Linked DNA regions of Mus musculus: region 2 is linked to region 1. Evidence: chromatin loops called from intact Hi-C (ENCODE). Cell type or tissue: gastrocnemius. All regions are shown on one strand. Each heading gives the region's core, and the rest is flanking DNA. Links, peaks and the distances in the headings are about the cores only. Region 1 overlaps Spon1 (spondin 1, (f-spondin) extracellular matrix protein). Region 2 overlaps Spon1 (spondin 1, (f-spondin) extracellular matrix protein).

Region 1 (11,698 bases), core at 3,620-6,119:
GCCCAGCCATTGGTTTCAGCAAGCTCTATAGGTAGTCTTCCTGCAGCTCAAGGTTGGAAACTACTTCTCCTTCAAGCCTTTCATGTGTCACTTTGTCTAGGAGCCTTTCAGACCCACTGGGTGAGGCAAGAGCCCCAGTCTATCTATTCCTGCATGCCCTGCAGGCCTCTGTAGCCAGTCCTATCATTGTAATGGCTTCCTCACAATTCTTTCTCTCCTTCTAGGCTAGGAGCTCCTTAGGAGTTGGCTTTGCCAGTGTTCCCCAGGTATGGAGGACCCTGGTGAGCTAACTGAATACATGTGTATCTGGTGGTGACTGAACTGGCCTTAGTGTCTCTTGGTCCTGAAGATCCTGCTCACCATTTGGGTCTCAAAGCTCTTATTCAAGACTACCCACCTGCGTATGTTGAATAAGAATAGCCCCCCCCCCCCCCAGGCTCATCTATTTGAATGTTTGGTCACCAGAGAGTGGAACTGTTTGGGAAGGGTTAGGGGGTGTGGCCTTGTAGAAGGAGGTGTTCTACTGGGGCGGGCTTTGAGGTTTCAAAAGCCTACACCAAGCCCAGTCCTTCTCTCTCTGTCTCCTTTTGGACCAGGACTTTTAGCTACTTCTGTAGCACTGTGCTTGCCTGGCAGTGTGCTCCCGTCTGTGATGGCCATGGACTAGCCTTTTAGTTTCCAATTAAATGCTTCTTTTATAAGTTGACCTGGACATGGTGCTTTGTCATGAAGATAGGACAGTGACTAAGATACCTACTGCAGACATGCCTGTCTTTCTGTATGATTAGGCACAGATGGGAGAATTCCTCTGGATTGTGGGTCAGTGGTTCCAATAACTTCTTTGTGTATGTGGCATGCACAGGTGTAGAAAGAGTATGTGCATGTGTGCTGGGAACATGTCTGTGTGTATATACAGAGGCTGGAGGACAACCCCAGGTGTGGTTTCTCATGTGCTGTCCAGCTGTCCTTTTGCAGGGGTGGGGGCGGATAAGATTTCTGTGTCTTGGAATTTGCCAAGTAGGCTAGGCTGGCTGGCTAGGAAGCCTCAAGCATTCACCTATTTCTCCCTCCATTAAGTTGGGATCATAAGCATGTGGTATTACACCTAACATTTGAACTTGTACTTTTCTGGCTTGCTGACTAAGCTCTCTCTCTAGCCTCAGCAGTTTGTCTGTCAGTCTCTCTTTCTCTTTCATTCAATAGAGACAGGGTTTCTATGTATAGCCCTAGCTTGGACTTGCTAGCTCTTGTAACTCGCTCTGTCGATCAGGCTGGCCTCAAACTCAGAGATCTGCCTGCCTCTGCCTCCCAAGCCCTGGATTAAAGGCGTGTGTTACCACCATCCTACAGCCTGGGAACTGTGGCGCTACCCATTCAGCTTTGTATTGAGTGACTGCTCTGTCTTGCAGTGCCTGTCTCACATCCTTTGGGAATGTTGCCCTCCCCCCCCCTTTCCATTGCCACACAGACTACCCCACTCACTGTCTCCCCATCTCCATAAGTATGTAATTTCAGAGACGGTTATTCATCTCCTGAAGGCCACAAGTGTCAGGATTCACAGTGACAACCTAAGGAGACAAATCTCCTACGGAATCTAGAGCGTTAGGAACCACCCTGACTCCAACCTAGCACGAACTGGTACTTATATATCTGACAGACATAACCTTCTTGTGTGATGGTGAATCTTCATGTCAACTTAACTGGCTTGTGAATCACCTAGGATACCAGGTTCTCAAAGGTGTTTCCAGATCTTAATTGAGGACCTCCCTGAATGTGGGAAGGAGCATCCATGGGCTGGCACCCTTGACTGAATGCAAAAGGGGATAAAGGAAAAGTGAGCTGAGCCTCACTCCACAACTCCGGGTTTCCTGGCTGCAGATGTCCTGTGACAGGCATCTCACGGTCCGGTTATTGCACCTTTCCTGTTAAGATGAACAGTATCTCCCGAAGCCATGAGTCAAAAACACACCTTTCCTTTCTTAGGTTCCTTTTGACCGGGTTTGGTTACAACAAGAAAAGTAGCTAAGACATCACTCAACAACCAGCCCTCACAGAAGCTTTTTCAACCAGTGTGGCTGCTTAAAGACTTCAAGGGATGGAAAAGCCAGACTCCCAAACGCCTTGCCCTCAGTTGAGTAGCACGGCAATTCTGACTGCACAGGATATAGGAACAATTTTTTTTTTAAGCATCTTTAGATATAACTTGCCCCTTTCTCTTATCTAGGACGAGAAAATTCCCCCCAGGCTCTTCAGTGCTTCCATGAGGGAATTTTCCCCCATTCTCCCAAACTGCTTAGCACCGCTGACCTACCTTCATTCACTGATCTGATATGTCATTCAGAATTTCCTGTTTAATGTCATTTTCTCCCCAGTCTATAGAGTAGAGGCCATTTTGGGGGTATTTCAGCTACAATTCCTTGCCTGGCACAGATCTTACCATGCAATGGGCTCCTTCCAAATGTTTGTTGAAATAAATGAATTAATCTAGGAAATGAATGTGGAGCTTTCCTATTTCCTTTGACCTTCAAATTTAATTAAAGGTCGCTTCAAAGTATTTATTATTTCTCTTATAAAAACCTTACTTAAAATAATGAAATGGATAAGCATATGTGTGACTTTTTCTTAGGAAGTGCTAGCCAGAACCAGGGCTCTTTAATTTAATCGAACTTTAATAAAAGTTCTTATTTATGCTCTCTTAGGTGCCAGGTCTTCCACGACGATATGACATTCTGCCAATTTGGTGGCCTATTTTTCTTTTATCTAAGATTTACATGTGAATTTTTTCTTTTTTAAGCAGGGAGACTTATTGCATGCCACAGTATATGACAAATTTAATTAAAAATAATATGATATTTCGAAGTAGAACAGAAATTAGTGGGCCAGAGTGGAGAGAGAGGAAAGGCTGGACACCAAGTGCTGTCAGACTGAATCAACTAAAAAAAACAAAACAAAACAAAACATCAGATTTGCAAGGAACACCATACAGCTCTAGAACCCAATATCCAGACTGTAGAGAAATGTCAAACATTTAAGAAAAGTGTCTACTAAGAAATGTTACTTTTCAAGGTGGGGATAAAAAGAAAAGAAGAGAAAAGAAATGTTTCCTTTCTCAGATTTGAAACAGGAAAAGCAACCACAAAAGAAACAGATTGAATTAACATCAGTTAACACTTGTGGGTAATGACCAGAACTGCTTGGTATTACAAATCTTAAAACCCCCCAAATCTGAAGCTTCCTGAGCGGTAACATGAAACCCAAATAGGGAGTTCCACGCTTGACCCCACACGATGGGTCACAGGCAAATGGCAGATGCATTCAAATATTGTGCAAACGTATTCTCCTGTAAAAGGTGTGCATGCAACCTGTCGCATGCTGAAATTTGGGTCCTGTCACCGAGGCATGTCATTATATCTATACACAAATATTTCAAAATGTAAAAGTCTCCATGGACCCTCTCGTTCTGGCTTTCTGCCACTGCCACTGACAAAACATTGGAGAAAAATGTCTTTGAAGAAGAAAAACTTGTTTTGGCTAATGGTGTCAGAGATTTTAATCCATGGTCACCTGACCACATTTCCTTGTGACTGGGCAGCGTAGTGCACCATGGTGGGGCTACAAGAAGGTGGTGAGGGGTGGGGTGGGTTGGGGTGGGGTGAGGGGTGGGTGGATAGGTGGGTCCTAGCAGATGTTCCAGGCACACACCTCCACAGGCCTAACTTCTTTCCATCCTCCCCTGCCCCAGAGTTTCGCTGTGTAGCCCAGGCTGTCCTAGAACTCACTCTGTTGACCAGGCTGGCCTCAAACTCAGAGCTCCAGCTGCCTCTGCCTCAGAGTGCTGGGATTAAAGGTGTGCACCACCACCAGTGAGCCTTTTTACCAAGTCTTAAAGTTTCCATCACCTCTTAAGAATGCCACAGCTGGAGACCAAGCCTCTAGCTTTCTGGAGGGCACCTAAGATGTGAATCAGAAGACCTCTGGTGCCAAGAAAAATAAGAGTGTCATAAAAGTGTCCCCATCCAGCATAATTGAAAAGTGTCAGCATCTACACAGTGATAAGCCACATCTCTGAGAAAAAGACCCAGTCCTAGTAAAGTTATGAACAGTTTACACACACATAAATTAAAAATAAATATGTACATGAAGAAATGTCTTTCCTGACCTCTGAGAGGGTGAGGTGCATGGGATGAGGGCAGAGAAGCGAGTGCTTTTAACCCCACCTTTCCTTGTAGTTACTAAACCTGCAATATGGGACCAGTGTATTTAACTGTGAAGAAATGGCTTCTCATTGGTTCCTGACAGTACAGTGCCTCATTTTCAGCAAAACTTCCCAAAATACCACAGAGGAAAAGAGGCGAGAGATGATTTTATGATCAATCTACACTCTGGTCCTTGCCTTCTAAGTTACAAATCCTCACCAGTGAGACCTACCTAGTAATAGTTTTTAAAAGGTTTTACTTTGGTCTCAATTTGTTTTCTCAAGTGCAGGAACTCTATTAAGCCACTAGGGGGCGCCCAAGCCATTCATTAGACTGAAGCACGGTGCTGGCGGATCAGGGTTTGTCAAGTTTTTGCAACATTAGTTTCTAACCAGAAGGTATTTGGGATTCCAAGTCCATCTGGACATGCAGATCTACCACCTGCTCAAGTCCGAGTTCCTTTACTACCCCACGGGCGTCGATGGACCCAGGTGACTCTTGCTAGGAGGAGGCAAGAGGGACCTCGGAATCCGAGGGCTGTTTCTGGTTTCATTTCTGGAGAAGTAGACCCAGTCTTTGCACCGCTGATCTCACAAACACCGGCCATTGTCTAAGCAAGAGATAACCAAGAGGAATGGGTGGGAATAATTTAGGGGGAATGCCAGTCCTTTCCAGGAGATGAATATCTTTGAAAGTTCCGGTAATTCTTAGCATTCAGACCACCCTGGAGTAGTGCAAATTCACAATGATTGCAGGAACTGTTTCTCACTTGTGTTTGCAAAGAACCAGTGAAGGATGCGGCTTTGCTCGGAATTCGTCTTTCCCTGTCTCTACCCGAACATTGGGCTGTCAGGGCTCTGGCTTGATTTATTGAATCAAACATGTCACCGTTGATTCGTTCATCCGCTCCTGCCCTTTGAGAAGGGGTGCTGGGAATGCGGATGAAGACTGCTGAGAAAAAAAGTCAGTTTCAACAGGCAGTGCTTTGCAAAGTAGGTCACCCTGGCTTTTCCACTGGGTGAAGAGGCTGGAATCCCATTAACCTCCATCAGACTTGCAGGGATGGGGATGGGGGGGGGGGGGAGAATGGGGGTGGTGGGGGGGCGGGGTTGTTAGTGCAAAACAAAACCTGGCTTCGTGCAGGCTTCCTAATTTGACTTCCTAATGAGATTTGGAAAGGAAAGGGGAATAGAGGGTTTGGGAAAATCAAAGGAAAATTCCTTTCCCTAAATGAGCCCATAGTGTGGGGTGGAAAGGTTTGGGCTGTTTGTGAACTGAGTGTTTGCCATCAATTAATTTTTTGTTTTTTCTTTCTTTCTTTCTTTCTTTCTTTCTTTCTTTCTTTCTTTCTCTCTCTCTCTCTCTCTCTCTCTCTCTCTCTCTCTCTCTCTCTCTCTCTTTCTTTCTTCCTTCCTTCCTTCCTTTTTTTTTATCTTTGTTTCCACTGGGTCTCAGAAAGTCTGAGGGGCAGGTAAAGTGTGGGAAGGTATTCCCCATATAATACTTCTTTCAAATTTCAACATGTCTTTCACCCGTTGGAAGTAACACACACACACACACACACACACACACACACACACACAGAGAGAGAGAGAGAGAGAGAGAGAGAGAGAGAGAAACAACCCCGTCACCAAAACCTAAAACACCTCCAAGCCACCAAAACACACACACACACACACACACACACACACACACACACACACACACACAAATCCAACTCGATTTTCTTCCCTTCTGCGTCACAACCAAGTCAGACTTTGTCTTCTACAGCAGGGTTAAGGTTTCCCCTGCTGCATGCAGGGTTCTCCCATCCCACAGCAGAAGGGCACAGTGGCTTAGTGTCTGTGACTCTATTGACTGACTTCATGCTGGGTAGGGCCTAGCTGGCTGTGTCCCTCAGTCTTCCCTGGGTTCCAGGGAGCTACTCTTTCCTTGGGCACCTTTGTGCTGTTCTCTTTTGGTTTCATTTGAAGCCAAGGCTTTACCATGAAGAGTGGGGGCTCTTGGGGGCTCTGTCCTAAGCCTTATTCTTAACCTCCACACCCCCCCACCCCCGCGCTGTCAAGTGACCCTGGTTTTGGGCAGTCTCTGATTTACCCTTGACTCAGTTATGCATCTGCAGAGACTCTGAACCCTGAAATTCAGAGCTAGGTCCTAACTGGGCACTTGGCCTTCACCTTTTAGGGCATCTTAACAACATGTCATAGGCAGAGCTGCTCTCATGGGCTTTCCCATTAACCTTCATCTAATGACCTCAGTCATGGCAGGGTTCCCAGTTCCATGACTGGGCCAGCTCCACACCTGAGAAGCATTTGACCATTCTGCCTCCCTCACTTCCCCCTCAGTCTGTCTCCACAGCTGTCAGCCTGACGGGCTACTGCTCACCTCTGCACCTGTCTGCTCCCCGCTCCTACCCACCCTCCCTTCAGAAGTGGCCCACACCTCTCTCCTGGCTCTGTGCAGCTGCCTGCCTGCACTTCCCACCTAATTCAGCGTTTCATATCGGAACCTTGACATGGCTATTGCCTTTTGATTTTCAAATGCTGTCTGATCACAGTCTTCTGCTGAAAACTCTTCAATAAGTGTTTTAAAATAAAAATGAAAACAAGCTTTTTCTTCTGTTGGTACAGAGGACTGGATGTCACAAGGCTATTGTCACACAACTATATAATGTCCCTTGACCATGTTTCTCCTACTCCAACCTCCTGACCACCCTACCACTCTTAAATTTTTCATGTTGCATAACTTGGCTCCACACAAGGGCTCATCTTTGATTTCTGCATCTAGTTACGCAGAAACTAGAAGCCTTTTAACGCTTTGAAAGTGCTATCCTCCTCTTCATCCTGACCTAGCCAGGACTTTCCCTTACATATAGGTTACGTTCGCTAAATATCTTTCCCCACTGAACTGCAGGCCCCCGGGAAGAGTTCCGTTCACCACAGTATCCCCATCCCCCTCGATGGAGCCATTCTTCGGATCTTAATAAGTATAGACTGAATCAATGAAGTGTTTAGGTTGTCATTGCTTGACGGATTCGGGGTAAAGCGGAGGTCGGATTTTGTTTCCTGTCATTGTGAGACAAGAGTCAATTTATTACTGATATTATGCTATTAATTTCAGGCTGATTAAAAGCTTGACTAGAAGAAAGAAGTGTGTTAGAAAGTGAGAAAATGAGTCTGAGGAATCTTGTTATGAAGGGAGGAGGTGGGTTAGGGCCCGTCATCTGGATATGTCCGATATTCCTGTTCTGCTCTCAAATGGACCAATGCCCTCAAATGCGGGCCCGTCACAGAGGGGGCACAACTTTATCAGGGTCACCATGAGAGGAGACAGAGAGAATTCCTCTCAGTACCCGCTGAGGTACCTGGGCTCTTGTGGATGTTGATTGGGAAAGACACCCCTCCCTTCCTGAATGCACATTTTGGGGATAGGAAGATGCTAAGAAGAGGGAACACAGCAGGTCTGGATTCCTAACAGATCACCTATAACAGCATAGTTGACGAATTGGATTATGGGAAACTATGGAATGCGCTGAAGCAGGTTAGGAAGGAAAGGTTGGTGCTCGCTTGACTAGCTGGGGGTGGGGGGGGGGGGAGCCAGGTAATGACCGGCTTTCGGAAGAGTGAGGAGACCGCGCAAGGCTTTGTGAGCCACTGCACCTCAGATGTTTTCCCGCACAAAGAGGAGTAGAGTTCCTTGTTTGTTGGTGATTTTTCTTTTTAAATAGTATCTTACTGTATAGCCCCACTTAACCTAGAACTTAGCTACGTAGACCAGGCTGGCTTCAAACTCAAAGAGATCCATCTGTTTCTGGCTCCCAAGTGCTGGGACTTAAGGCACGCACTACCCAACATGCACAGTTAAGAATAGGGTGAAGACAATGTGAGGAGTTCCATTTTGGAAACGAGGAGTTTAAGTTCAATAAGGGCCATCTATGGAAAGGTACTCCTCAAACTGATCTCTCTCTCTCTCTCTCTCTCTCTCTCCTCCCTCTATCCTATCAATCCTATCTATCTATCTATCTATCTATCTGTCTGTCTGTCTGTCTGTCTATCTATATGTCTAATCCATCCATCATCTAGTATCTATAATTGGTCATCTACCCACCCATCTGGGATTATGATAGTTTGAAACTGGCAGCATCCCCTTGGACCATCAAAGTCTTCAGGGCAGATAAACTCTTCAAGGGACATAGCTGACAGAGACAAGAGAGGGTCTGAGAACTGAGACCAGTACAGATGTGGTTTCCCATGAATCAGGATCGCTTAGAGTGAGCTCAAGAGAACATGCCATGGTTAATCAGTTGGGTCTTCTGTGGTGGATGGAGGAACTGGTGAAGCAGAGGCCAAACCTGTAGTCCCAAGAAGACAAGGTTTCCCACATGGGCAATACTTCCTTGGCTTGCTCATCTGAGAGTTATTGCTAACTTTAATGGCACAACCAATATTAAGTGACCATGAGCTAAGTGGCTTCTAGGACAAGGCTAGGATGAGACAGGGAGGACAAGTGTCTGTTTGCTACTTACACATTGACAGGCTGCCAGGCTGGCCACTGGGCTTTGGCTTTGATGACAGTGAGGACTTCATCACTCTGCAAGAGAACCACACATGGTTAATGTAGAGAGCTGGGCTTCTGGCAACAGGAGGAATTTAGCACGGTGACGGTTGTCTGTTCCCTTTTTATTTCTTCATGTGCTGTGAGCCATTTCATGCCAGCTACACTAGGAGGTGGCACTGAGTGTTCCTAGTCTGGCTATGGATAATCCCACTCAGTCACACCTTGGTTCTTTAGTCTAGCCCATCCCCCACGAGATCGAGCTGTGACCCAGAGTTCACCTCTATTGGCTAGACTTCCCTATTTGTTCAGCATAAAGGGCTGAGTCACAAGCTTAGGGTTCAGACACAGAGACCAGGCCAACACTCGTCATCCAACTCTGTAAGGCAGCCAACCCTTCAACCAGAGTACTTGTCACCCTGAGCCACTCTCCTGCTGTAGAGACCCTTTCCCCCCAGACAAGGAGGTCAGAACAAAGCCCTCCGACCTAGTCCCTTTGTGGCTTCTGCTCTATTTTGATTAGACAGTGTATAGACCATCATTAAGTTATGGGGCACCTCAAATAACTTCTGAGAAAGAATTTGAGAATGAATATTTTGAAGGCAAACATTATGTGGTCATCATGAGACAAAGATCGGAATCCTACGGATCTTGCTTGACTTGACACTGAGATTCAGTTGGATTTTTACTCTTGGTTACACTTCCAGTGAAGGGTGTCAGGAGCAGTTTGCATAGCTCAGATTCATCCTTAATGGAGATCTCCTCTGACTGGAGTTGGCTGGCTCCAGTAGCTGCCTACCCCTGGCTTGGGCCCAGTAGCTCAGACACTATCAACCATAACACATAGGGAAAATACAATGTCACCAACTGAGGCGGGGAAGAGCTGGGCTGATAACTGTACAGAGCTCCAGGTTGGGATGGGGGTGGGGATGGGGGTGGGGATGGGGGCAGAGCCTTGCTTGGCTGCCCCATAGCTACTCCCCAGACCTCAGAGCCATACTCAGCAGTAGGTGCCTAGAATTTATTGGTGAACATCTCCCTGGGACTCCAAGAGCAGTCACTATGAAAGCTGAAAGTATGGAACCAGAGGAGTCCCCCAGACAAACATTATAAAAACCTTCCTCTATCTGAGGACCTTGACTACAAACGGGGAAGGGTCATGCATAGGCCTCTGAGAGGAAGTGGGGCTTTATCTAGAGCCAACTCAGTCTGGACCTCTGGTGGCTTGGGTTGGGTGAGCAGAAGGGCAGGAGGTGGGACAAAGACTGAGTTCACAGCCTCTTTCTGCTTTCCTTAGGCTGCGTGTGTGGAGGAAGGAATCACTGGGACTGTAGACAACCACACACTCAGGAGTGAAGACAACCACATGCACACACAGGTCTTCAGGAAAAGCATGTCCTGGCCTCCTGAGTGGTTCCATTTATCCTAGAGGATTTGTGTGTTTGTTTACAATGTGTCTTTTGGGGAGGGGCTAACAGGCGCTGTCCACCACAGAGTCAAGACACAAGACGGGCCGGCTCTGCATCTCCTACGATGTCCTCATGGGGCCCTCCTCGGCCTCTGGATCCACTCCAGAGGGCCCATCTGTACCCAAGTCACACACACTAGATACCTGAGCATCTGAGGAACATTGCCAGCTCCCTCTATCTCTTGCCACTCGTCCCAGACAGGACCCAATACCCTCTGCATTCATATCCACAAATCTGGCCGAGCTATTCCCCACCCTGAGCCATCAGCAGCTCTCCATGGACATGTCTTCTTTACCGTGCTTGGACCACATGGATCCCCCACCCCCGCACTCCCCCCTAATCCCCAATAGCATGCACTTATTGTGGAACATTTTCGGCATCTCGGGAGCATACGATGTAAATGTTGAGTGCATCCTGCTTCAGCATCTACCCTGCCTTTGTCTCCTTCTCCTCCCCCAGAACGTCACAGCTTCATATGCATCTTTCCAGGCCTCGTATTATGCATATGCAACAATGGGCGTGCTTGTGTGGACTATATATACCTTCCCTCACAAAGCCCTCATTGTACGGAATCTTACCTTGCACCCTGCCTTTTACCCTTTTCTTTAACATTGCATCATGAGAGATTTTCTTTCAGAACATTCTATAGCCTCCATAGAATATATACCAGACAGCCTAGCTCGAACTTAAAATTTTCAAGTGCTGAAAATCTTCAAATCATGGTGAGAATGAGCCAGTTCACAACATCGACATAAGCCCAAGAGGCTAGATCTGAGTAACAAGATGCTGTCTCCTGAGAAATACCTCACTAAAGAAATTAAATCAATGTGGGTGGAGTTGAGGTAGCTATGGAGCCAGCTGGCCCTACAGATTCACCTTGCTTTACAATTAAATCATGATTTTTTGGGTCCTAGCTAATGACATATTGATTTTGCTTCTGCTGTATATTACCCAGCGACAGTAGTCCAGACTCTCCATTACTGCTTTATTTATCTACATCATTTTCGGTGTACAGATGTTCTTAGGATGCTGGGTCCATGTGTGTGGGCAGGACAGCTCCTTGCTGTAAATGCTTTCATCTGGAGCTTATGCTGTGAGGTTTATCTACAGCTTCCAGTCGGTCCCTTTTTGTAATAATTCATGTTATTTACTGAAATAAGAAGGAGGTATTTGGGGACATTCGTTTTACATATGAAATCCACACCTTTATATATATAAAAAATACATACCTGAGAATGCAACCCCTTACCCTTACAAGGCTGGGGCAGGAGGACATTGAGTTAGAGGCTAGCCTAGGCTATGTGAGGAGATTCTATCACCATCTATCCAACTAAACCCACAAACAAGCAAGCAAACATGCCCCTGCCAAGCTTACAAACCAACCCCTAAATATTTTTTGCTGAGCACCAAGTTTTTATGATATGAACTGAATCCTACAGCAATGAGATAGCCTGACTTATTCATAACCATATCCAAATA
Region 2 (11,698 bases), core at 4,492-6,991, 250 kb after region 1:
CCAACTATAAATGTATACCTGTAATTTTGCTAATGAGGTGTATGCATTCCTAAAACCTTTAGAAATATGTGTTTCCTGGTGTTTGATGCCCACAGGTTGGAAACACTGGGCTAAAAGCTACTTGAGTAGTAAAGAGTTTCTCTGGCTTTTTTTTTTTTAATAAAAACTATCTCACTCGGAAGCTTGACAAAAGCTATGTACTTATTACCTTCTCAGGCCCTGTGGAATCCCATCACCCTCGTACCCTGTCTCTAGAGTTTCAGAAGCAGATCCCCAAATCCCCAGTCCCCTGGCTCCATGCAGAATCAGGGCCCAGCATCACCAAATAACCAGCCCTGTCCATCTGCATCATGTGTGCTCCTGAGGTGCCTAAGACTTCAGACCTCAACCACAGTGGACATCCTCCCTCAGTTTATACACAGGCTCACAGATCACTGGAGCTTTTAGTAAGCCACAGGAGCAAGGTGCTCCCCATCTGCTTGACTTGAAGAGTTCCAGGAAGTAGAAGTCATAAGCTGCATTAAGAAATTGGGGACCATTCTCTACCCAGCCAATTAGGGCAGAGCTGCCAGGGAAGGGTAGACAGGAAAGCAGGGCTGGTGAGCCAGCGTGAGCAAGTGTGGCCAGTGGGCTTAGGTTGTGCCATTTCTTTACATGCCCCTCAGCAGCCGATATTCTCAGTATTTTCAGGTGGAGATGACCCCCCCCCCCGCGCGCCCATTCTAAGTGAGACTGTACACCCTGAAAATTGTAAAGGCCATCTCTATACAACGGAAATAACTAAAAGGCCTAGTTCCAAATTCTCCTCTTTTTATTTTGTACAATTTTGGGCAAAGCACTTAACTTTCCTTTGTCTCGCTTTCCTTATGTGTAAACCAGCTGGAATATTGTGTACCTGTATTGTCATTAGGCTAGCTAATGAATAATCGTGATCCCATAAAAATGTTTGCTAAATCAATAAAACACATTAAAAAATAAATCAGTGTCCTCCATGAAATTGAGATCACAGTCATCAGCTTGTGGATTTGTTTCAGGGATTAGAGGAGATAATGCGTATGAATCATACGCAGTGTCACTATGAAGGCTCCTTCTCTTCCCTCTGTGTCACCTCCTCACAGTACAGTGTAGAGACTGATGGATGTCCTGAGCTGAACAACATGGCCACAAAATGAGGCAGAATGGTGCTGGACTTTGGACTGTGAATGTCCCCAAAGGCCCATGTGTTGGGGCTATGAAGAGGATGATGAAATTTTAGGAGGTTGGGATCGGTGGGAGGAAATTTTTTTTTGTGTTCTCATAGGCAATTTGGAAACTGTGGGTATTCATTCTTCCCCTTTCGGTCTCTCTGTTTCTCTGTCTGTCGCTCGCTTTCTCTCTCTCTCTCTCTCTCTCTCTCTCTCTCTCTCTCTCTCTCTCTCATTACTATGAAGCAAACAAGAATCCCCAGGTGACACATTCTCACACCATAATATGCTATGGTGCCACAAGCCAAGACAGGCAGAGTCACCTGACCACGAATGGATGCTAGCCAACATCTTGTCTAGAAAGTTGATTGTCTCAGACACGTTGCTACTGCAATAGATGGCTGACTTGCACAAATAAGAAGCTATTCTTGAGAGATCAGCAGTATGTCAGGCTATACACACGAAGATAGGAAACTGAAGGAGACCCCTGTGGGTCCTCCTACCCTGACCATGTGGCCAATCCCCTGTCTCCCTCCATAAACACCATCAACTGAGCCCAGATCCAGTCTGCCTCCGTGCCCTAGTCTCCAGGGATGTGCCTCACGCTGAGCTGATCAGGACCCACTTCCCTGGGATGCTTCATCTTGGAGTTAAAGGGTAGGGGCCCTTCTTTAGTCACAGAACTAGCCAAGAGAGTCTTCACTAAAGGTTGTTGGCAAATAGCCATTCTGTCATTTGGAGAAAATTTATTTATAATAAAGAAAATAAGGAAGGCAATAGCCGGAAGCCCAGCTAATAGATAAAGAATGAAAGAGAGCAAACCAGGTGGAAGGGAAGGGTGGGAAGGGGAAGAAACACGGAGCAGGTAGGCAGATGGGCGATGAGTCTGTGCTCCCAGCTCCATTTATGCCTAAAGCCAGACCCAGCTCTGGGCTGCCCAAATATGGGGATCACTGTGCCCTGTCCCTTGTCCCGGTTAATTGATGCTGTCCTATTGGTTGCAATGAAAAGCTCCTGACTGACTTGGAAGCAAAGCATAGGCAAATCTGCATGGACTGTAGGAATCCCAGCCGTCTAAGTGCCGTCTAAGAGACTGTGACAAAATGCCTGAGGAAAACCAATGAAAGGAGAGGGTTCTTTTGGGGTTCATGGCTTCTAAGGATTCTGTCCATCTGCATGTGTTAGCTCCACTGTTGTTAGGCCTGTGGCAGGGGAAAAGCATCAGGGGAGGAAGCCAAGCTAGAAGGAGCTGTTTACCCCCATGGTAGCCAGGAAGCAGGTGGTGGGGGTAAGAGAAGGGAGGGGGAGGGGGAGGAGAAAAGGAAGAATAGGGAGAGGGAGAGGGAGAGGGAGAGGGAGAGGGAGAGGGAGAGGGAGAGGGAGAGGGAGAGGGAGAGGGAGAGGGAGAGGGAGAGGGAGAGGGAGAGGGAGAGGGAGAGGGAGAGGGAGAGGGAGAGGGAGAGGGAGAGGAGACATAGACACATAGACAAGACAGATTCTTTGAAGCGACTCTGGCCAGCTTGAATGTGGCAAGCATGGCTTGCCCTTCCCCCGCAACACCCCCCCCCCACGACCTTGCTAAAATGTTAGATTACATTTTTATTTGGCCACTTCCTTCTCCTGAGGCTGACAACCAAGGTCCAGCTCTCAAAGTATTGAAGTCCAGCAATAAAAAGCCCCCTTTGGCTCACCTAACTAACATGGCCAATTAAAATTAAACACCCTATCCTAACATCCTTGTATCTTTATAACGTGCCATTTTCCTATATGCCAAGTCTGTCTTCCCTCTATCTAGAGGCAGTCCTTTGTCCCACTTCTCTCTGGGACAACCCCCCCCCCCCTGCACTTGCCCCTTTGCTCCCGTCTCCTTTGCTCGCTCCCCCCTTCTCCCTCTTCCTCTATCTGCTCTCTTTGCCCTGAGTCCCTGCCCTCTGTCCCTCCATCTTGCCCCTTTGCTCCCCTCTCCTTTGCTCGCTTCCCCCTTCTCCCTCTTCCTCTATCTGTTCTCTTTGCCCTGAGTCCCTGCCCTCTGTCCTTCCATCTTGAGGATCTGAGCCCACACTTTTCCTTTCACTCCTCCGGAACATCCAGTGACCTGCTTTATCTGACCAGGCTGTGAGAGTTAATTCTGACAGAACCCAAAACCTGGGTAGAAAGTCTCTGGAAGGGACTATCTAGATCAGGGTGGGCAGTGAACGTGTCTGTGGGGATTGTCTTTAACCAATGTGTATGAAGACCCAGCTACAAAGTAGGCAACAGGGTTCCCTGGTTTGGGCCCTGGACTGTGTAAGACCAGAGAGACCTAGCCTTACATGAGCACTAACATGCATGCATGCACTCTCTTTCTGCTCTTGAATGTGTGTGACATGAATTGCTCCCTCAAGTTCCTGTTTTAACTTCCTACAATGATGGACTACAACCTAGACTTGTAAGCCAAAAAAATCTTGTCTCCCCTAAATTTCTTTTGGAGGAGCGAGCGGTTAGGGTATTTTATCATAGCAACAGAAATGCAATGAGAACATATGGTTACCTATGCTGTCATTAAATCATGAATCCTTCAGTGAATCAATCACTAATTAGGTCAGAGTCTTCAGGGTCCAATTACTTCCTCAAAGACCATTGGTTGTCAATCAGGCCTTAGGTACACAAAACCGCAAGGGGCATTTTAGAGTCACACCATAAGACCTAGGAAACTGTATTCATAAGTATACTGGGGTGAGTGACCGGGAGATGGCAATCAGTTGACAAATGTCATTGGGGTGACAACAGGATGTTTACTTCAAAGTGCTGAACCAGATGTAAGCTTTAGGCAAAGACCTTAAAGGGTGGCTATGATCTCAGTTCTAAGCTCTAGTCTGCTCAAGATTCCAACGAGCAGTTTAGATAAAGGCTCATTAGGCCTGTTTATAAGAACTGTGGCTAGTCTAAAACAACATTATGTAGGTAAACCTCCCTGTGACAGAATCATGAATGACTGACCAGAAATTATGCTAGAAGTTCAATGGGAAAGCACATCAAATATGTTCAGGGTGGGGCTGGGGTCGGGGTGGGGCACACAAGCCTATAATCTCAGTTCAGAGGCTGGGGGCTGAGGCAAGAGGTTCCTGAGTTAGAGGCTGGCTTAGGTTTATAGAGAAAAACAAGACCTTGTCACAATTCCCTCTCCAAGCTGACCAGTCACAGCACAGGCTAATCTACCAGTTTTCTCTTACAGTAACACAGCATCAGAGACAGTTAGCAGAGAAACAAGTCATTTTAGGTTACAGTTTTGGGGATATAGCACAGGGTCTCATGGCACCATGGTTTGGGGTCTGTTGTGGGAGTTCTCCATTATGGCAAGGGCATGTGGTAGGAAAATCTGCTCAGAACATGAGCTACGAATTAGGGAGAAGGTGAGAGACTGGAGGTATGACCGCATCTCCTCAGAGGTTACAGCACCTCCCTACAGCAGCATCCTGGAGACCAAAGCCCCTGTAGACCTTTTGGAAATATTATCCATAGATGCACAACCCATAGCAGTTAGGAAGCACAGCAACCTTCCAAGAAACTAGCAAGCATCAGAGTTGGCTGCAGGTTGAGCGTGATTCCAGAGCATGACGGGGCTGCCAAGAAAGCAAACACAGCCCTGGCAAGCTCACACACACACACACACACACACACACACACAGTGTCCAGGACAGGAAGAAAACCATTCTGTCCCTATCAGAGCACATCTGGAGTACAAAGCACAGGAAGAAGGAATGTCTCCCATAGGAATGACTGAAGAAATAGGACATGGCATTTTAGTCAGAAGAGAAGCCAGGGTAGAGCGCTATTTACCCATATGCACTGCAAGGGCTGACATATGGCCAAGGAAACACCTTATTTTGTGTGATTTCAAAGATCAAGGGACTGAGGATGTGTGGACGTCCAATGGGAGGCAGCTGAGAAGAACGGTGAGGTCAGCGTAGCTCTAACTTCTCCAGGCTGTGAGCGTTGCTGCCCAAAGGGGCTCTTGGTTGTCCTCTGCACCCCTTCCACGTCACCAAGGCAGAGGATCGTACCAGCCCTGAGTGTATGCCAGAGGTGTGCTCTTCAGTTTCATCTTACTATAACATAATTCCAGAAGCCACTGACGTATAAAGGAAACAGGGTATTCCTCAGGAACAGAATAGGACCATAGTGTGGGATACTGAGACTGAAGACAAGATAGGTGGTGTTGGGGAAGCATAGGAAATGGAAAATATAGAAAAGAAAAAATATATAGTCCTGAAAGCCAATCCTTTGCTGGGTTTGCCAATCCTTACAGATGGTTTCAGGAAAATTCACCTTAACAGTCTGTGTCTGGGCTTGAGTGTCTGCTCTGAGAGCGCAGGTGTGGGCTAGCAGCCCCTCCCTCTGCCTGTTACCCTCTGTCGCCTTGCTCCTCACTTCTGCAGCCTCTCTCAAAGAGTCGCCCTCTCCTTGCATGCATCTGCAGGTCACCCACCTCCAGCCTGTCCCAGGGCAACAGCTGTTCTTTCTCTCTGCTGCCACCCTCTGGACAGCCTTGACTTCTTCCAGTGCCATCCTCTGGTGCTCACCTTTCCGGTCGAGGAAGATATGATTTCCCTAGTCTAGCTGATCTAAGAAGGAGAGGGTGCAGATCTTACACCGGAACCTTTGGGTTTAAATGGCGCCCCCCCCCCAACAAATAATGATTTAATGCCTGCTGGCCATACATAATTCTGGGTACTGGAGATAAAATAAGAAAGACAAGGGCTTTGCTCTCATAAAGCGCATATTCTAGATAGAGGAGGCAGATGATAAACATGATTATTTCAGAGAGAGCTTCAGGGCGCGAAGAAAATAAATCGGGGGGGGGAACCCAATGGGAAACATAAAGTGGTGGTCAGAGAAGCCTCTTTATAGATGCGACTTAATACCCAAGACTTAGAGGGGATGAATCAGTCATATGGAAGTCTAGGAGCAAAACTATGTCCCTTGGTGTTTCTTCCCATTTGCTTTCAGAGAGTGATTAAGAAGCCCAGAGAGGCGAAGAGGAGAAGTGGGTGGGGCGGCGCAGAGCACCTGGCCATTATTTTCAACTGGATCCTGATTCTAGCTCCACCCACTTCCTCCTCCCCTCCCCCAACTCCACCGGATGCCTGGTTCCTGAAAGTCTCCTCTGATCTCTCTCACACAAGTTGTAAACCCTAGAACCTGCGTGCCGCCATCCTTTCTCTAAATTTCCATGGTAGTTTGAGCATGTCAGATACCTGGAGCTTGCTGGCAAAAGACTTGGGGCGGGGGGCCTGTAGGGGGGCGCTTCACTCCTTGCCTCGACCTGTCTGAGCCTCAGAAGACCTTTGGGAAGATGGGACATTTTATGCCAGCAAAGATTTACCAGCATCTTATGGAGTTTTTGTGAGAGTCTAATTCTAGATGTTCTGAGGTAGATGAATTAGAGAAAGAGATGAGGTGGGGACACACACACACACACACACACACAGACACACATACACACACGCGCGCATGACTCTAGGTAGGTAGACTCCACTCCACTAACTGCATGCTCCTGAGCATGCCACGTGGCCTCAGTTTCCCTCACAATCACATGGTAAGGACTTACTTGCCTGCCAGTATTTAAGGAGGAGAAACCAAGAGCTTTCTCTGCAATTGAAGAAGCGCAGATCACTTCCAGTGCTGGAGGGAGAACAGCACTGGACTTACCAAGAAATGCCAGCTTCCTTCTCTTCCCCGCTAATGGAAATATTTGGAGAGGCACATAAATCAGACCAGACTGGGGCTGCTCTCCGTGGTGTATGCAATGCACTGTTTCAAGGGATCGTGAAGGGATAATTTTGACTTAAGTGATTTAGACTTTCCATATGCCTCTCGAATCTCAGCCTTGGGTAGGATAGGTAGTCACTGCATTCAAATTATTTTGTTCATTTTTATTCTGAATGTCTACCCTGTGGCTTTTTCTTTTCTCATCCCACACGTGGCCATTGCTTTCTTGGTCTTTTTACTTCTTCCTTCCCTCTTTCCTTCCTTCCTTTTCTTTTTTCTGATTCCTCCTTTGTTGAGGGAAAAGTAAGATGGAATAGGCTGCCTATGCACACTTACATAAAGACAACATTTTCATATGCACAGACTCACACAAACCACGCACACATACTTACAAACACATGTCCTATACCTCTTTCTCTGTCTATGGATTCAGCCGGAACATCAGCTCAGAGCTGCACAGAGCCCATCTAGAAACCCTTCACTGAATTCTCATTCATGGAAGGAGTATGACTTTCATTAAAAGCCTGGGACAGGCTGAGAGGTGGCTTAGCTGTTAAGAGCTCTGGCTGCTCTTTCAAAGGATCTGGGTTTGGTTTCCAGCAACCACGTGTTAGCTCACAGTTGTCTCTAACTACAGTTCCTGAGGATCAAATGCCCTCTTCTGGCTATTGCAGGCACTGCATGCACATGGTACACATAACATATGCAGGCAAAACACTCAAACACAAAGATTTTTTTTAAGCAATTAAAAAAAGAAAACAGAGCACTTTTTAATTCAGTGGTTCTCAACCTTCCTAATACTGTGACTGTTTAATATAATTTCTCGTGTTATGGTGACCCCCCCAATCATAAAATTATCTTTGTTGCGACTTCATAACTGAAGTTTTGCTACTGTTACGAATTGAATGTAAATGTCTGTGTTTTCTGCTGGTCTTAGGTGACCCATGTGAAAGGGTCATTTGACACCAAAGGGGTTGCAACCCACAGATTGATAAACACTATTCTACTGATTGTTCCCCCGAATCTATTTTTCCTTAATCTTAAAAAAAAATAAAATAAACCCCTCTCCTCAACACGATATGCTACATGGAGCTTGGATGTGAGAGCAAGTTGGCTACAATGATCCTTGGAGAGAGAGGTCCAATAAAGCAACCTGAAGCTCAGTTGTGTTGGCTAGCATCCAATAGAAAGACACATATGTAAAATGGGTGAAATTAATGTTAGCAACATATGCTCTTTAACTTGACTGATATATATATATATATATATATATATGTATATATATATATATATATATTTCATTTTAATATAGGATCCACTTGAAAGTTGTTAATAAGAGCCATGCACGAATTCACATGACCCCTTCAATAACATTCCAGCATATCTTATCTCAGACTATCATACATACGGTATGTAATGGTCTTGCTGTGGTAGCAGCTACCTGTTGGTTAGCAGAGACCTAGAAGAGGGAAGAGCAATGAGGCAGAAGGAGCCTGGGTTCCTGCCTGACACTGTGAAGTCTCGGCTGGCTTTCCATTGATCTCAGCTGAAATCATTTGTTTGGGGGTCTCTTAGCTTGGTTATGTCTATTCTGTAAAGACTGTAAATGAGTGATGTGGTAGTAAACTTCCCGGGCACCTGTATCTCCTGCTAGCCTATGGTTCCGGTTAAAAGAGTCGGCTGGGATGGGCTTACCTGGGCTTGAGAAAGCGCTCAGGTTGTAAACTTTGAAAAACTTAAATTAGATATGCCTTGCTTTATATGTTTTGATGTTTCCTCACTGCCTGAAACACAAAGCCATAAGCAACCTTTATAATCTTTAAACATTGGACTTGAGGCAACTTTTGAATTCTGTTTTCCCTTCTGAGTTTTCCAGACAGGTTCTCACTATATATCTCGAAGTTGTCTTCAAACTTATGATCCTCCTCCCTCAGCTATTTTTTTTTTTTTTTTTTGATGCCTGGGATGTGAGCACGTGCACGGTATCCTTTGGTTTTTATTATCAGTTTGAAGTAAATGTTTATTAAAGGGGGACAATAATTTAGAGTTTAAAAATCACATAATAAAAGGAAGGAATAATACAAGAACAGGAGAGAGATGGGATCGCTCTTTAGAAAAGCAAACCACAACAAAAGAAATCATTTATTTAAGAGGGTCTTTCCCAGCTTAAGTTTCTCAGCTCCTACATACATTATGCTCAAATACAAGCATCTGCAAGCCTAGTTATAAAACAACTGCATGTAAATGAAACAACTTATCAGGTTAGGTTTTGTCCCCCACCTACTTTGCCTTCTCATGAAGAGAATCCATTCAAGACTGAGGAGGTCCTGCATGGCCTAAACTGAACCTCTGCTTATGGGGAAAGGCAATACTGAAGTCTATTTAAAAAGGAAGACAGAAGGAGGAAGTGCTGGAAGACTCCATTGCTTTATGACTCTGTGTCCCCTGGTGTGATTGCCAAAATTTGTTGACTCAGTTCCCCTTCAAGGAAGTCTCACTACTCAGAAGGCTGAGGCTAGCCCAGTAAACTGCTTCTACTCCCAAGTCAGTTAAGAGTTGGCATAGAGGACTAGTGAAGAGCTGGGTCCTGTCTCACACTTTGACTGTGAGGAGCCTTTCTGGTGCTCAGTTTCATCTATAAAACAGGAACAGAATAAACTGCAGGACTGTGAGGAACAAGGGAGCCGAGTGAGGAGAAGTTAGCACAACGTCTTCTCTGTTGTTAGAATCCTCTCATAACATGTATCTCTGTGTATTTATATATGTGCACACACAAACATACACGCTGTACCCACTGTGTGCTGACCTCTTTAATCCTTATTTCCGGTCCTCATGATGCTTTGGGGGTGCCCTCCCCCCAAATGCCCTCACTTTACAGACAGGGAAACTGGTTTAGAGACATGTCATGGATTGCCTGCAGTCACATAGTAACTATGAAGAAATCCCATCATGAACGTTTGCATCATGAAATCCTATGTATTTTCTAACAGGCTGAGGTCCCTACTCACACTGGCAGTGTGTGTCCCAAACTGGGACAAAGAAGAAACGGCAAAGCTGCCTTGGAGGTCCCCAACCCTCTGGGTGTAGAATAAATCCCCCAATTATGCCTGCAGTTGGGCTAGCTTTTGAAATCTCTTGAACATTCTTTTCCCATCAAGTTCCTTGAAATTTCCCCTTTAAAGAGCATCTAGAAAAAGACACTCTCGTCAGCCTGACTTTATTTTCCCAATAAACAGACCTTGCTCAGACAAAAGAGCCTCCTTGATTTTCAATCAATTCGTGAACATTTCAGCTGATTTCCTGCTATTTGGCTTGAAATTGTGATCTGGGAAAGGCTGGCTCTGTAAACTGTCGCCCTAGAAGAGAAGCCCCTGGAGTATCCTCAACTTGTTATTTTTAATCACTGTAATCGCCTTTCAAAGGAGGCTCTGGTCAGAAACAGAGCGGGCCTTTCAGAGCTTTCTAAAGCACAATTATAGCACTGGGGTGGGGGGCAGCTAGAGGAAGAGGGAGGGAGGGTAGGGAGCAGGGGTGGGAGAGAAAAGGAAGTCAGACCCGCACTAGCTAGTTGGAGAAGGCTGAATGACCGCCCCAAACTCACCCAGGCTGTGGGGAAGAAGCGCCATGATTCAATTTGTTAAAATAGGGACCTTTTTATTCAAGTCTAGAATAGCCAAAGGCAATGGGGTGGGGGGCAATGGGGCACAGATGCTATTGGATGACAGACTGAAATAAAGGGCACAGATAGGAGGGAGGAGAAGGAGTCATTGATTCCAAGGACAGTGATGGGTGATGGATGCTGAAATGGGGGGAGGGGATTAAAAAGCAAGAGGAACACCAGGGGATGTTAATGTCTAAAACCTGAGTCAAGGCACTTAGGAGAAGACACTAAATTTACTTTAATGTGATATTGTAAGGAACTATAATCTAATGGGAAATGTCACAAACTAAGCTAGTGCCTTTTCTTTATAACTCTGAAACTGCTGTGTTAATTACAGAACACCTACCCAGAAGATTTTAGCATGCCTCTCCCTAGGTCTTTATTTCAAGATATCCTGGCCATTGGAGGGAGTAAAGACGTTATCCCCACCTACAGCCTGAGCAGGTATCACCATATTTCAAAACTCAAGGGTATAGTCCAGGGCCCCGGTCTGGTCTCAGGTCATCTCTGCTAGGCCTTGGCTTTACCTAAAACTTCTGGAACTTCTCTGGACATGTGATTGTGGAATGTGCCTCCCTCCCAGCGCTGAAGTGTGTGCTCAGCCAAACAGGACTGGTATGAGAGGGGATTCCAGGATGTTCCTGCTTAGCCAAAATCAACACACACACACACACACACACACACAGAGAGAGAGAGAGAGAGAGAGAGAGAGAGAGAGAGAGAGAGAGAGAGAGAGAGAGAGAGAGCGCCCTCTTCTTGGGTTTAAATTAAGAATAGTCATAGACAAGTATGAAGAAATCACCATTCACTCATTCATTAAATAAATTCATGAGGAGCCAGAAAAGGGCAACCATTTGTTCTCTGGTAGTTGGACTGGAGGAATGTTGACAAACTTTTCAACCAGAAGAGAGCACACACTGAATGCAATGAGCGGAGACAAAAAACCCCCATTTTTAAGTCAATAAAGAAAAGTCACTCTACCTAAACTAATGAATATTTGGGAACCTGCTGTCTCTTTGACACACTCACCTTTGTATGAGAACACAGCTTTTTTTTTCCAGGCTAGGAAACAGGCTCAGGCAAATCAAATGGCTTGCACGAA

What was found. Hi-C counts contacts between places; a loop is a spot of excess contacts. Peaks named below come from ENCODE experiments on the same cell type or tissue, not always from the same donor. Only the 100,000 strongest peaks of a DNase experiment are listed, where the experiment ranks them.
Region 2: a loop joins it to region 1, with 9 times the contacts of the local background. A loop is called at or near these places in 28 of 42 quality-filtered maps.

The regions. Positions count from the first base shown.
Region 1 is chr7:114,013,815-114,025,512 of GRCm38, reverse strand. It overlaps Spon1 (spondin 1, (f-spondin) extracellular matrix protein), which reads right to left. Exons shown (of 16, transcript NM_145584.2): 7 at 8,722-8,786. Among named protein-coding and RNA genes, the nearest start is that of Gm51454, 17 kb to the left of the region's middle. In gastrocnemius, for the core only: no CTCF peak of the experiment used is centred there; DNase peaks (open chromatin) are centred at 3,781, 4,608 and 5,050; H3K4me3 peaks cover 975 bases; H3K27ac peaks cover 785 bases.
Region 2 is chr7:113,768,219-113,779,916 of GRCm38, reverse strand. The region is part of intron 1 of Spon1 (spondin 1, (f-spondin) extracellular matrix protein); the gene reads right to left. Among named protein-coding and RNA genes, the nearest start is that of Spon1, 8.1 kb to the right of the region's middle. In gastrocnemius, for the core only: a CTCF peak has its summit at 5,702 (motif pointing left); DNase peaks (open chromatin) are centred at 4,807 and 5,679.